Regions from separate parts of the Homo sapiens genome. Here region 1 is linked to region 2. A link is a contact called in ENCODE POLR2A ChIA-PET data. All regions are on one chromosome and are shown on one strand. The core of a region is the stretch at or near the end of the contact, and the rest is flanking DNA. Distances in the headings are between cores, read along the strand shown. Region 1 overlaps ATP6V0E1 (ATPase H+ transporting V0 subunit e1). Region 2 overlaps ERGIC1 (endoplasmic reticulum-golgi intermediate compartment 1).

Region 1 (5,978 bases), core at 1,863-4,362, 87 kb before region 2:
TTACTGGTACAGGCAAGGTTTGATTGTAGCTTATCATCTTCCTATTAGACTATAACATGTAAGGTCCCCTTTTCTAATCCCCATCACCACCAAAATATGTAACACATCCTACTGTGGAACTTAACAGAATGGGCATTTACCTTCTCCCCAGTTTACTTCAGAATCTAAATAATGAGGTATTCCTCTGTATTACAGACTAAACTATAAAGGAAGTAAAATGGTGTCACATCTTACTTCAGGGTTTTTTTTTTTTTGAGATGGAGTCTCGCTCTTTCGCCCAGTCCAGACTGCAGTGGTGCAATCTCGGCTTGCTGCAAGCTCCGCCTCCCGAGTTCACCCATTCTCCTGCCTCAGCCTCCCGAGTAGCTGGGACTACAGGCGCCCGCCACCACGCCCAGCTCATTTTTTGTATTTTTAGTAGAGATGGGTTTTCACCGTGTTAGCCAGGATGGTCTCCATCTCCTGACCTCGTGATGTGCCCGCCTCGGCCTCCCAAAGTGCTGGGATTACAGACGTGAGCCACCTCGCCCAGCCGACTTCAGGGTTAAAAGTGAAAAACAGGTTGGGTGCGGTGGCTCATGCCTATAATCCCGCACTTTGGGAGGATAAGGATCACTCGAAGCCAGGAGTTGATGACCAGTCTGGGCAACACAGTGAGAACCCGTCTCTATAAAAAAATTTTAAAAATTCACTGTGTTTGCTGACTTGCACTTGTAGCCACAGCTACCCAGGAGGCTGAGGTGGGAGCATCCCTTGAGCCTGGGAGTTCAAGGCTGCAGTGCTATAGTTACATCACTGCACTCCAGCCTGGGCAACAGAGTGAGACCCTGTCTCTAAAAAAAGAAAAGAAAAATAGCATAGATTTATCTTTAAAATTTTCTTATATAGCTCACAAAGTTCTGTATAAAGGGTCTTATATATGATACGGTAATTCATATGCCAAATAAAGTTTTGAGAATCACTTAGCTCAGACAAAAGCAAACAACAAAAAAATATGCAAATGTCTGAGTATTCAAACCATTCTTCACTTACTAAAGAAATATTTAATGAGCACCTACTAAGTTCTAGGCCTCAGAAATACAATGGCGAAAAATGAAATGTCACTATCCTCACAGAGCTTACATAATAGAATGTCAGGTGATAACTGTTATGAAGGAAGTCAAGCAAGGAGAAGGAATAGAGAGTGGCTTGACGGGGCATTATTTCGACAGGGTGGTCAGGGAAGGAGGAAGACAGACAGGGGAATGAAGCAGAATACACACTGCCTTTAGTTCCTACTCAAAATCCAGCTGACCATTGAACATGGGTTTGAACCATGCAGGTCGACTTGGATGCCTGGGCCTGCTCATATGCCTGCCTGTCCTGCCTCCACCTCCCTTTCCACCTCCTCCACCTCTTCTGCCTCTACCACACCTGAGACAGCAGGACCAAGCCCTCTTCTTCCTCCTCCTCAGCCTACTCAGTGTGAAGACAACAAGGATGAAGACCTTTATGCTCATCCACTTCCACTTAATATAATAGTAAACATATTTTCTCTTCCTTATGATTTTCTTAACATTTTCTTTTCTCTACCTTCCTTTATTATAGGAACACGGGATATAATACGTATACAAATTATGTGTTAATTGACTGTTTATGTTATTGGTAAAGCTCCTGATCAACAGTAGGCTATTAGTAATTAAATCTGGGGGGATTCAAAAGTTATAAATGGATTTTCAACTGTGCAGGGGATCGGAACCTCTAACTTCCACGTTATTCAAAGGTCAACTGTGTATGAATTTGAATTTCTTTCATTGGTGGGCAGTGGTGTGGGGAGGAGGGCAGGGTTAAGGTAAACAAGCCCAACCAACCTCCAACTACCAATCTGGGAGAGTGAAATTTGGTAACATACTGCTATCCTTTCTGCATGGTACATTGGGATCTAGGGAATCCCTTTCTTTTCTTTTCTTTTTTTTTTTTTTTTTTTTGAGAAGGAGTCTCGTTCTGTTGTCCAGGCTGGAGTGCAGTGGCACGATCTCAGCTCACCACAACCTCCACTTCCTGGGTTCAAGCAATTCTCCTGCTTCAGCCTCCTGAGTAGCTGGAATTACAGGCACGCGCCACCATCCCCAGCTAATTTTTGTATTTTTAGTAGAGAAGAGGTTTCACTATGTTGGCCAGGCTGGTGTCGAACTCCTGACCTTGTGATCCGCCCACCTTGGCCTCCCAAAGTGCTGGGATTACAGGCGTGAGCCACTGCAGCCGGCCAGGAATCGCTTTTTTTTTTTTTTTTTTAGACGAAGTCTCACTCTCGTCACCCAGGCTGGAGTGCGATGGCACGATCTCGGCTCACTGCAACCTCTGCCTCCCGGGTTCAAGCGATTCTCCCGCCTCAGCCTCCCGAGTAGTTGGGATTACAGGCGCCTGCCACCACACTCGGCTAATTTTTGTATTTTTAGTAAAGATGGGGTTTCACCATGTTGGCAAGGCTGGTCTCGCACTCCTGATCTCACGTGATCCGCCCACCTCGGCCTCCCAAAGTGCTGGGATTACAGGGGTGAGCCACCACGCCCAGCAGGGAATCACTTTCTAAGGGTAAGTGGATATATCACTACAGCAGTCTCCTTTCACGCTTTCAGGACTTTAAATTTCCCTATAAGCGGGGAACTAGCCAAGCCCCAACTAGGCCATTATCCGGGTGGATCTTTTTTCTTTCATTTACTGTCATTTTTAGAGCTTTTCCAATCAGAGGATCAAAAGGCTGATTCTGATCACCAATGGAGAGATTGCTGGAGAATTAGCCAGCACCATATCAGAAGCTTGTGCCCACAGAAACAAAAGGTGATTTTGTGACAGGAAACATGACACCTGAGGAAAGCAGGCCAAAACAGATAGTTCAAGCTGACTCACTTAATAAACAAAAAGTTCATTCAGATGAGATTTTCTGATCCATCCTTAGAAGTAGGGTATTAAACACAAACACAATACTAAGACTTGTAGTTGAGGTTCAACATCATCCATCTGACATTATAAAAAAAGGAAGAGAACAGCACAGGCGGACACACTGAAAAGCTCTGTGACTGCAGTTGACGCTAATGGTGCAGAGCTAAGAGTCATGGAAAATTCCAAACTAACCAAGGACTTCCCCAATCCCGGCAGGCAATACAAGCTGCCTGAAAAAACACTTTCGTAAGAGACTGAGACAACTGGCCAATGCCTAGAAATACTAAAAAAATCCATTAGAATTTAAACTAGCCCCTATCTCCTTTTGTTACCAAGAATATAGCACAGAATGAAAACACCACTTCCCAGCACTTTGTAGGATGTTGTAGCGGAGTGGTTCTCCTCCCCAGCTGCAAATTATAATCACTCAGGGAACTTTTAAAATATACTGATGCTATTTCTGAGAGTGGAAAAAACATTGACTCCTTTTCCTCTGCTTTCACACCACAATAATCAACACAGAAGAGACTTCTACAGCCAAATGTGTGGGGATTTCTCCCCACCAACAAGCACACAATCAATTCTGCAGCGGACTCCAGCTGGGTGTCCTCCAATTCAATCCTGACATTATCTGCCTGGAGGTAGCATCAGCATCAGATCTCACAGGGTGAGGGCTTGGTTCCACAAGACCGCCCCTCACTTCTGATGCCAATCGCAAGCCCCAGGTTGTTCTACCTGTGCTTCTGACCAACTGGCTATAAATCGGGGAGGCTCTAACCTTTCTTAGGTTCAATTAATCTACTAGAGCAGCTCGCGGAGCTCAGGGAAACACGTTTTCTGGTTTACTATAAAAGATACTACAATCTGGGCATGGTGGCTCACGCCTGTAATCTCGACACTGGGAGGCCAAGGCGGGTGGATCACTTGAGCCCAGGAGTTCGAGATCAGCCTGGCCAACATGGTGAAACCCGTCTCTACTAAAAATACAAAAATCAGCTGGGCATGGTGGCACACATCTGTAGTCCCAGCTACTTGGGAGGGTGAGGCAGGAGAATCACTTGAACCTGGGAGGCAGAGGTTGCAGTGAGCCAAGGTCGCACCACTGCACTTTAGCCTGGATGACAGAGTGAGACTGTCTCAAACAAACTAACAAAAGATACTACACAAGATACTGATGAAGGGATGGACAGGGTGAGCTATGGAAAGGGGCACAAAGTTCTCATGCTCTTCCTGGGAACACCAGCCTCCAGGAATAGCTTCCAGCTTTCCTGAACCTCTCAGAACCCAATCCTTTTGGGTTTTTATGGAAGCTTCATTGTGTAGGCATGATTGATTACATCACGGGCCATTGGTGATCAGTTTAAGGTTCAGCCCCTCCCCCTTCCCCTATGGTTGGGCTGTGGGGCTGAAAGTCCCAACCCTCTAATCCTTCCTTGGTTCGTGATTAGATCCCATCCTGGAGCTACCAAGGGGCTGCCAATCATCAGTCAACTCATTAGCATACAAAGACACATGTCACTTTGGAGATTCTAAGGATTTTAGGAGTTGTATACCAGGAAATGGGAACAAAGACTAAATTTGTATTTCACAATATCACAATTTCACATATAACCTTTCATTTAATTCTTGTACTAGGAAACAGGCAGAGAGAGTCTAAGTGATTGGCCTATGGTCACAATGCTAATTAGGTAGTAGTAGATCCTAGACCAGGAATCAGATCAGATTACTGTTCCCACTTCAAAAAGTGACCTTCTGGAATATTTTAACTGAGAACATTTCAGAAGGCATTAATTTAGCTAAATCTAAATTGAGAATTCAGAAAATGAGAATCCATCCACTGAGCACTGATTAAGTTCAACACAAGCCTTTGGTGCCTTCACTAAAGAATATCCAGAAGAAAGAATGAAGACCCCTTTCTTGGTCAGGTCAGTATTTAGAAACTGTTTTTTCTTCGTATTTACCATTTCTCTGTGTTGGTATCATTTCAAGTCCTCGCTTCCCGTTAGTATGAAATACACAAAGTACTGTTGCTGAGTATAGTCACCCTATTTTGCAATCAAACATAGAAGAAACTTATTTCCTCTGTTTAATGTTTGTGCCCATTTTACGGGTACCCCACATGTTTGTACCCATTGTGCTACTCTTTATTCCCACAACTTTCCTTCCTTCCCAGTCTCTCATATCTATCATTCTACTCTTCATGTCTTTGACATCAAATTTTTTAGCTCCCACATATAAGTGAGAACATGTGATATTTGTCTTTCTGCACTTGGCTTATTTCACTTAAGATAATGGCCTCTAGTTCCTCCCATGATGCTGCAAATGACATGATTTCATTCTTTTTTTATGGCTGAATACTATTCCGTAGTGTACATATAACACATTTTCTGCATGCGTTCATCTGTTGACAGACACTTAGATTGATTCTCTGTCTCTGCTACTGTGAACAGCACTGCGATCAACATGCGAGAGTGCAGGTATACCTTTTATATATACTGATTTCTCTACCACTGGATAAATACCCAGTAGCGGGAATGCTGGATCATATGGCAGTTCTATTTTTAGTTTTTTGAAAAATCTCCATACCATTTTCTATACTGGTTTCTATACTCCATACCATTTTCTATACTAATTTACATTCTCACTAACAGTGTATAAAAGTTTCCTTTTCTCTGCATCCTTGCTGGCATCTGTTATTTTTTGGCTTTTTTTTTTTTTTTTTTTTAAGATGGAGTCTCCCTTTACGGCCCAGGCTGGAGTGCAGTGGCACGATCTTGGCTCACTGCAACCTCTACCTCCCGGGTTGAAGTGATTCTCCTGCCTCAGCCTCAGGAGTAGCTGGGATTACAACCTACCACCACACCCAGCTAATTTTTTAATTCTTAGTGGAGATGGGGTTCCACCATGTTGAACATGGTTGGCCAGGCTGGTCTCAAACTCCTAATCTCAGATGATCCACCTGCCTTGGCTTCCCAAAGTGCTGGGATTATAGGCATGAGCCACCATGCATGGCCATATTTTCGCTTTTTAGTAATAGCCATTCTAACTGGAGTGAG
Region 2 (5,364 bases), core at 307-2,806:
AAGCAAAGGAAGTGCTTCTTGAATTGTTTTGAGTAGGTTCCTCTGAAAACCCGAGAAAAGTCCTGCAGCCGCAGAGCCCAGTCCATGAAGACTCCAACATCCCTCTGTTCAACCCTGTAATGGTTCTCAGATGTCAGAAGCAGTCGAATCATTTGGAATAAAAAGACACCTGGACCTCTTTCCAGGAGCATCCCGCCAAATGGGTCAAGGGTGGAGCTCAGAATTTGCATTTTTAAAACAAGAGCCCAAGACCACGCTTGATAGTGGTGTCCAAACGCCCATTGCCCTAGGTTAAAAACTTGAAGGAATGAAAAAGTGAATGCCTTATCAAAATCACCCCTGTAATATTTCTTGTTAAAATTTGTACAAGGCCGGATGTGGTGGCTCACGCCTGTAATCCCAGCACTTAGGGAGGCCGAGGTGGGAGGATCACTTGAGGTGAGGAGTTCAAGACCAACCTGGCCAACATGGTGAAACCCCATCTCTACTAAAAATACAAAAATTAGCCAAGCCTGGTGGCACACACCTGTAGTCCCGGCTACTAGGGAGGCTGAGGCAGGAGAATCGCTTGAACCCGGGAGGTGGAGGTTGCAGTGAGCTGCCACTGCACTCCAGCCTGGGCAACAGAGCGAGACTCCATCTCAAAAAAAAAAAAATTGTACAAAACACAGGTGATCACCAAGGACAAAACAAAAAATCACCATAAATTCACCATCCTCAGAAAACTATGGTTCACAGTCTCACATATAAACTGCCAGACATGTTTATACATATATTTGTATTTTCCTAAAATAGGACCATACCGTATCTTTTTTTTTTTTTTTGAAACGGAGTTTCACTCTGTCACCCAGGCTGGAGTGCAGTGGCACGATCTCGGCTCACTGCAACCTCCACCCTCTGGGTTCAAGTGATTCTCCTTCCTCAGCCTCCTGAGTAGCTGGGACTACAGGCGCCTGCCACCACGCCTGGCTAATTTTTTGTATTTTTAGTAGAGATGGGGGTTTCACCATCTTGGCCAGGCTGGTCTTGAACTCCTGACCTCGTGATCCACCCGACTTGGCCTCCCAAAGTGCTGGGATTACAGGCGTTAGCCACCGCGCCCAGCCATCTTTTTCTAAGAACTGAACATCATGATCAACTTTTCAGGTCTAAGACACAGAACATAAGCTCTGCAGAGTTTGTTTTATTCATCTCTCTATCCCCAGAACCTAGCCCAATGCCCAGCATATAGTAGGTGCTCAATAAATCTTTGCTGCCTGACTGCCAGTAAGGTCCTGACACACCTCGCTCATCTTGGGCAGTTACCATGCTCAGTCAACCCCCTATGGCTGGACACTGACGTGGTTCCTCATTTTCAATTTTATAAACAATGACCTAATGAACATTATTTTCCTAGATTTTTGTACACTCTCTTAATTATTTCCTTAGCTTACTCTCCTATGAGTACAATTGATGACTCAAAGGCAATGACCATTTTTAAGGCCTTTGATACAATTTGCCAAATGCCCACTGGAGACACTGCAGTTAATTACACCCATGTGGATTCCTTGTGAGCTGACCATTCCTAGAGACTGCTGGCTCCAACCTGGTCTAGGCCAGCCCACATTCCCTTCAAGCTCACTCCTCCTCCCCTACCCGCAAAATCTTCTTACAGAAAAATTCAAACCTAAAACATAGGGAATTGTATAATGGACTCCCACGTACCCATTTCCCAACTTCAGCAATTACCAGCGTATGGCCAATCTTGTTTCATCCCTATCCCGCCACTGGAGTGGGGCCCAGAATCTGCATTCTTAAAACCAGCAGCCCATATATATGTATGTGTGTGTATACTTATATACACACACACACACACACATATATATATATGACAGCCCATATTATGTGTATACATATACATGACAAGCTGGTTTCATTCCAGTTATATCATTCAGGACCAGTTAAACAATTCAGTACCACAATACAAGATACAATTTGATATAGGAAAGTTTCTCCTTAGATTCTGCCCTAGGGGATCTCGTTCCTGAAGTTAGCTGCTGACGATAATGAAGAGAACGGCCAACATTTATTGAGCACTCACAATGTGGCAGGCCGTGTACTAAACTCTGTACACGCATCTCATTAATCCTCATAGCAAGGCTTAAGGTGGAGAGGATTCTTCCCACTTTACACATGCAGAAACTGAGGCTTAGCAGAGTTAAATGACTTTCCCAAGACCACAGGGCTGGGAAAGAGTGGAGGGGGACACTGGAGGCCGAGGTCCTCATGACCGCACTCCACCACCATCTGGCAGGAGCTCTTCCATAGTGGCCTCCAGGCCTCTTATCATCGATCATATACCTACTATACCCTGGGTACAGGGCTGGGTCCTGGGGACAAAGCAGTGGGCAAGGCAGAGTGCCATGTTATAGCTGGCGCAACAGCCAAGGGCAGCAGATGACTGGGAGAACAAGGTGATTTCAGAGAGTGGTCTATGCTAGGAAGAAAAAACAGGTTTGTCCTTAGGAGTGAGGGTTACTTTAGATAGGGTGACCAGTGAGGGCTTCTTGGAGACGGTGGCGTTTGAACTGAGACCTTAATGCCAAGAAACAACCCCCATAGCAAGACCTGGGCACAGAGGGACCTACAAAGGCAACGGCCCAGTGCCAGGGACTGAGCTTGGGAGCTGAGGAAATAAAAGCCAGCCCTTCCCCAGCTGTCCATTGCTTGATCTCATGCTTTTTTCTCTCCACTTGAGCCAGCCTGAGATAGCTTTCGCCACTAGCCCTGGAGAAGGCAAGGTTTTCTGTCCACACCCTCTCTCTGCTTGCACACTCTGGGCCTTCTTAGCTTGATCCTCTTTCCTGTCCAGCAGCTGAGGGTCCATCGTAGCTGCAGACATTTGTGGACGGCCGACGTCGGATGACATGTTACCATGACACAAAACGACAATGACCACGGCACCACACCAAGAATCATCTACCTCTATTACAACCAGACATTTGCACTCAAATAAGGAGGTGCTGCCGTATACTTATCCGTTGCTGGAGGCAGCATGAATGGGAACCAGACACAGCTGGAAAGCAATCGGGTAACAGAGCGCCAACCCTGTACATATCAGAGGCATTATTGCCACAGTGAAACACAGGAAACGACAGACACTTTCGGTGAGAAGACAATGACTTAGAAAAGCAGAGCAGAGTGGGGACAGATCACCTGAGGTCAGGAGTTCAAGACCAGCCTGGCCAACGTGGTGAAACCCTGTCTCAACTAAAAATACAGAAAATTAGCTGGGCATTGTGGCAGGCACCTGTAATCCCAGCTGCTCGGGAGACTGAGACAGGAGAATTGCTTGAACCCGGGAGGCTGAGGTTGCAGTGAGCCGAGACTGTGCCACTGCACTCCAGCCTGGGTGACACAGTAAGACTCCGTCTCAAAAAAAAAAAAAAAAAAGCACAGCAGAGCTGCAAGATGGACAACTGTGCTCCCATTACAACTGGAAAGTAAGAAAATCGTGGCTATGTAATAAGGTCAAGTACAAAAAGCAGACGGTAAACTGCAATCCATGCCTTGGAAAAAAAGAAAAGTGAGTTCTGCTTATGGACAAGGACTCACAGGGACACAGAAAAATGAGGTTCGATTTGTCGGGGGGGCAGGTCACAGAGGGATGTTTTCTTTGCCTTGGATCCCTGACAATGGGAGAGCAAACGCATTTCAGGAAATAATAAGAAAAGATGTGGGTTAAAAGGTGAGCTCAGGTGAGGAAATAAGAAAAATCCAGGTACCCTGTGCAGCAGTGGGTCTGCAGGTCTGCTTGAGCACACAGGCCTCCCGGGCCCATTCTGTGCACGTGTCTGGGGCCATGTGAGCTCATGTGTGTTGGTGTGCACGAAAGGTATGCGTGCTCTCCTGTCTGCGTGTGGAGATGTGCGGTTCTCTTTGATCTGGGCCAAGGTGCCAGGGAGCTAAGGAGGGCGAGGACTCTAGGAGGAGCCACTATCGATGGGAGGAGTCTGAGCAGGAGGAGAGTGAGGTGTGGGGGAGGCAGCCATGTGGTCACAGCTGACTGGGCCACCCACAGACCTGTTCTCACGGTGCGACCTGGAGGCAGAACAGATCCTGGTTCTGCCATAGCTCCCTGTGGGATCTTAGGTAATTAGTTCAACTAAGGATGATGATGTGGCTGTGATGAGAGCAACAATAATGGTAATAGCTGGTATCCACTGCGTGCGTGCGTCTGCTGTGCCCCGGGACAAGCCTTCTTCCTTCTCCATCAGGGTCTGGGTCTGGACGGGGCTGGGTCCACCTTCCCACTGGTTAGCTGTGGGAATGGAGTGTGAGCAGCAGCCTCCCTGCCTTGGAGTGGGTGCTGGACAGGCACCCCCACCTCTCTGCCCTCCCCCTCCCTGCCTGCTGTACTGGGCATCTTGGAGCAGAAGGCTGTTCCCAGCAGGGATACATACGGTTGGAGGTGAGTCTGTCTGCTCCCCCGAGAGCATTGAAAGCTCCGTGGATGTTCTGGACCTGTGGAAAAATGCAGTGAGGGGATGGTCCCCAGGACACCTCCACCTCCAGGCCTGGCCCTGGTTGTGGGGGATGGCCAGGTACCACCTGGTCTAGGAACCCTACCAATGTGTAAAAGGGGGCTCCAGCGGATTTGTGGGGAGCAAGAGGCAGCAGGGGCCTGGCACATAGTAGGCACAAGCTTGTTTCCCATCTCTAGCCCCTACTATGTGCTGCTCCATCCTGGCCCCTTCATATAATTTCATTTCATGCCCCTAATGATGTATTATTGGGCCCATTTTACAGAAGAGCAAATCAAGGCTTGGAAAGACACCAAAACTTGCCCGGCTGGTAAGTGGCTAAGCTAAACTCTGAAATCAGGTCTGTCTGACACTAAGCTGGACTCTTTCCATGAAGTCACACAGAAAATTCAAGTGAACATGGATTCTGGGTCCCAGAAAGTTTCTCCTGAGATCCCAGGGTCCTCTGAAAGGCCCATAGAGGAGTCCAGGCAGGGATGCCCCAGAGCTGTGGGCCCCCCATCATGTCTGCTGCAGAGAACGTATAGCAGATGTGAAGAAAACCCTCCTCCGGGCAGTGGGGTGGGCTGCTGTAGAGTAGGGCTGAAAACCACATCTCACCTTTTCTCTGAGGACAATGGGAAACCAGGTTGGCCTCAAGGAACATCTAAAGAAGGACAAGGCATACCTGGTAAATGGAGCATGCTACCATGGGCATGGTTAACAGGGGTTATCGAGCTAGACACCCTGGAGGCCTTCCTGGAGGAAATGACATTGACACCAAGATCTGGAGGAAAGTGGGAAGTTAAACTGGCAAGCAGCATGTACAAAGGCTTAAGTATGGAGACAGGCCCACGTGGCC

Evidence for each region. ChIA-PET counts read pairs that join two places held with the same protein, here RNA polymerase II (POLR2A).
Region 1: POLR2A ChIA-PET joins it to region 2 with 10 read pairs in activated T-cell. The contact joins two enhancer-like sites. POLR2A ChIA-PET finds 5 or more read pairs at or near these places in 3 of 52 experiments (H1, WTC11 and activated T-cell).

What each region holds. Positions count from the first base shown.
Region 1 is chr5:173,013,830-173,019,807 of GRCh38, reverse strand. All of the region lies in intron 2 of ATP6V0E1 (ATPase H+ transporting V0 subunit e1), which reads right to left. Among named protein-coding and RNA genes, the nearest start is that of SNORA74B, 3.9 kb to the left of the region's middle. RefSeq lists an enhancer at 1,814-2,357. Within about 2 kb of position 3,112, at least 18 of the 41 ENCODE cell types and tissues checked have a DNase peak (open chromatin) inside an H3K27ac peak, as active enhancers do.
Region 2 is chr5:172,925,648-172,931,011 of GRCh38, reverse strand. It overlaps ERGIC1 (endoplasmic reticulum-golgi intermediate compartment 1), which reads right to left. Exons shown (of 10, transcript NM_001031711.3): 7 at 4,443-4,503. Among named protein-coding and RNA genes, the nearest start is that of MIR10523, 13 kb to the right of the region's middle. Within about 2 kb of position 1,556, at least 3 of the 41 ENCODE cell types and tissues checked have a DNase peak (open chromatin) inside an H3K27ac peak, as active enhancers do.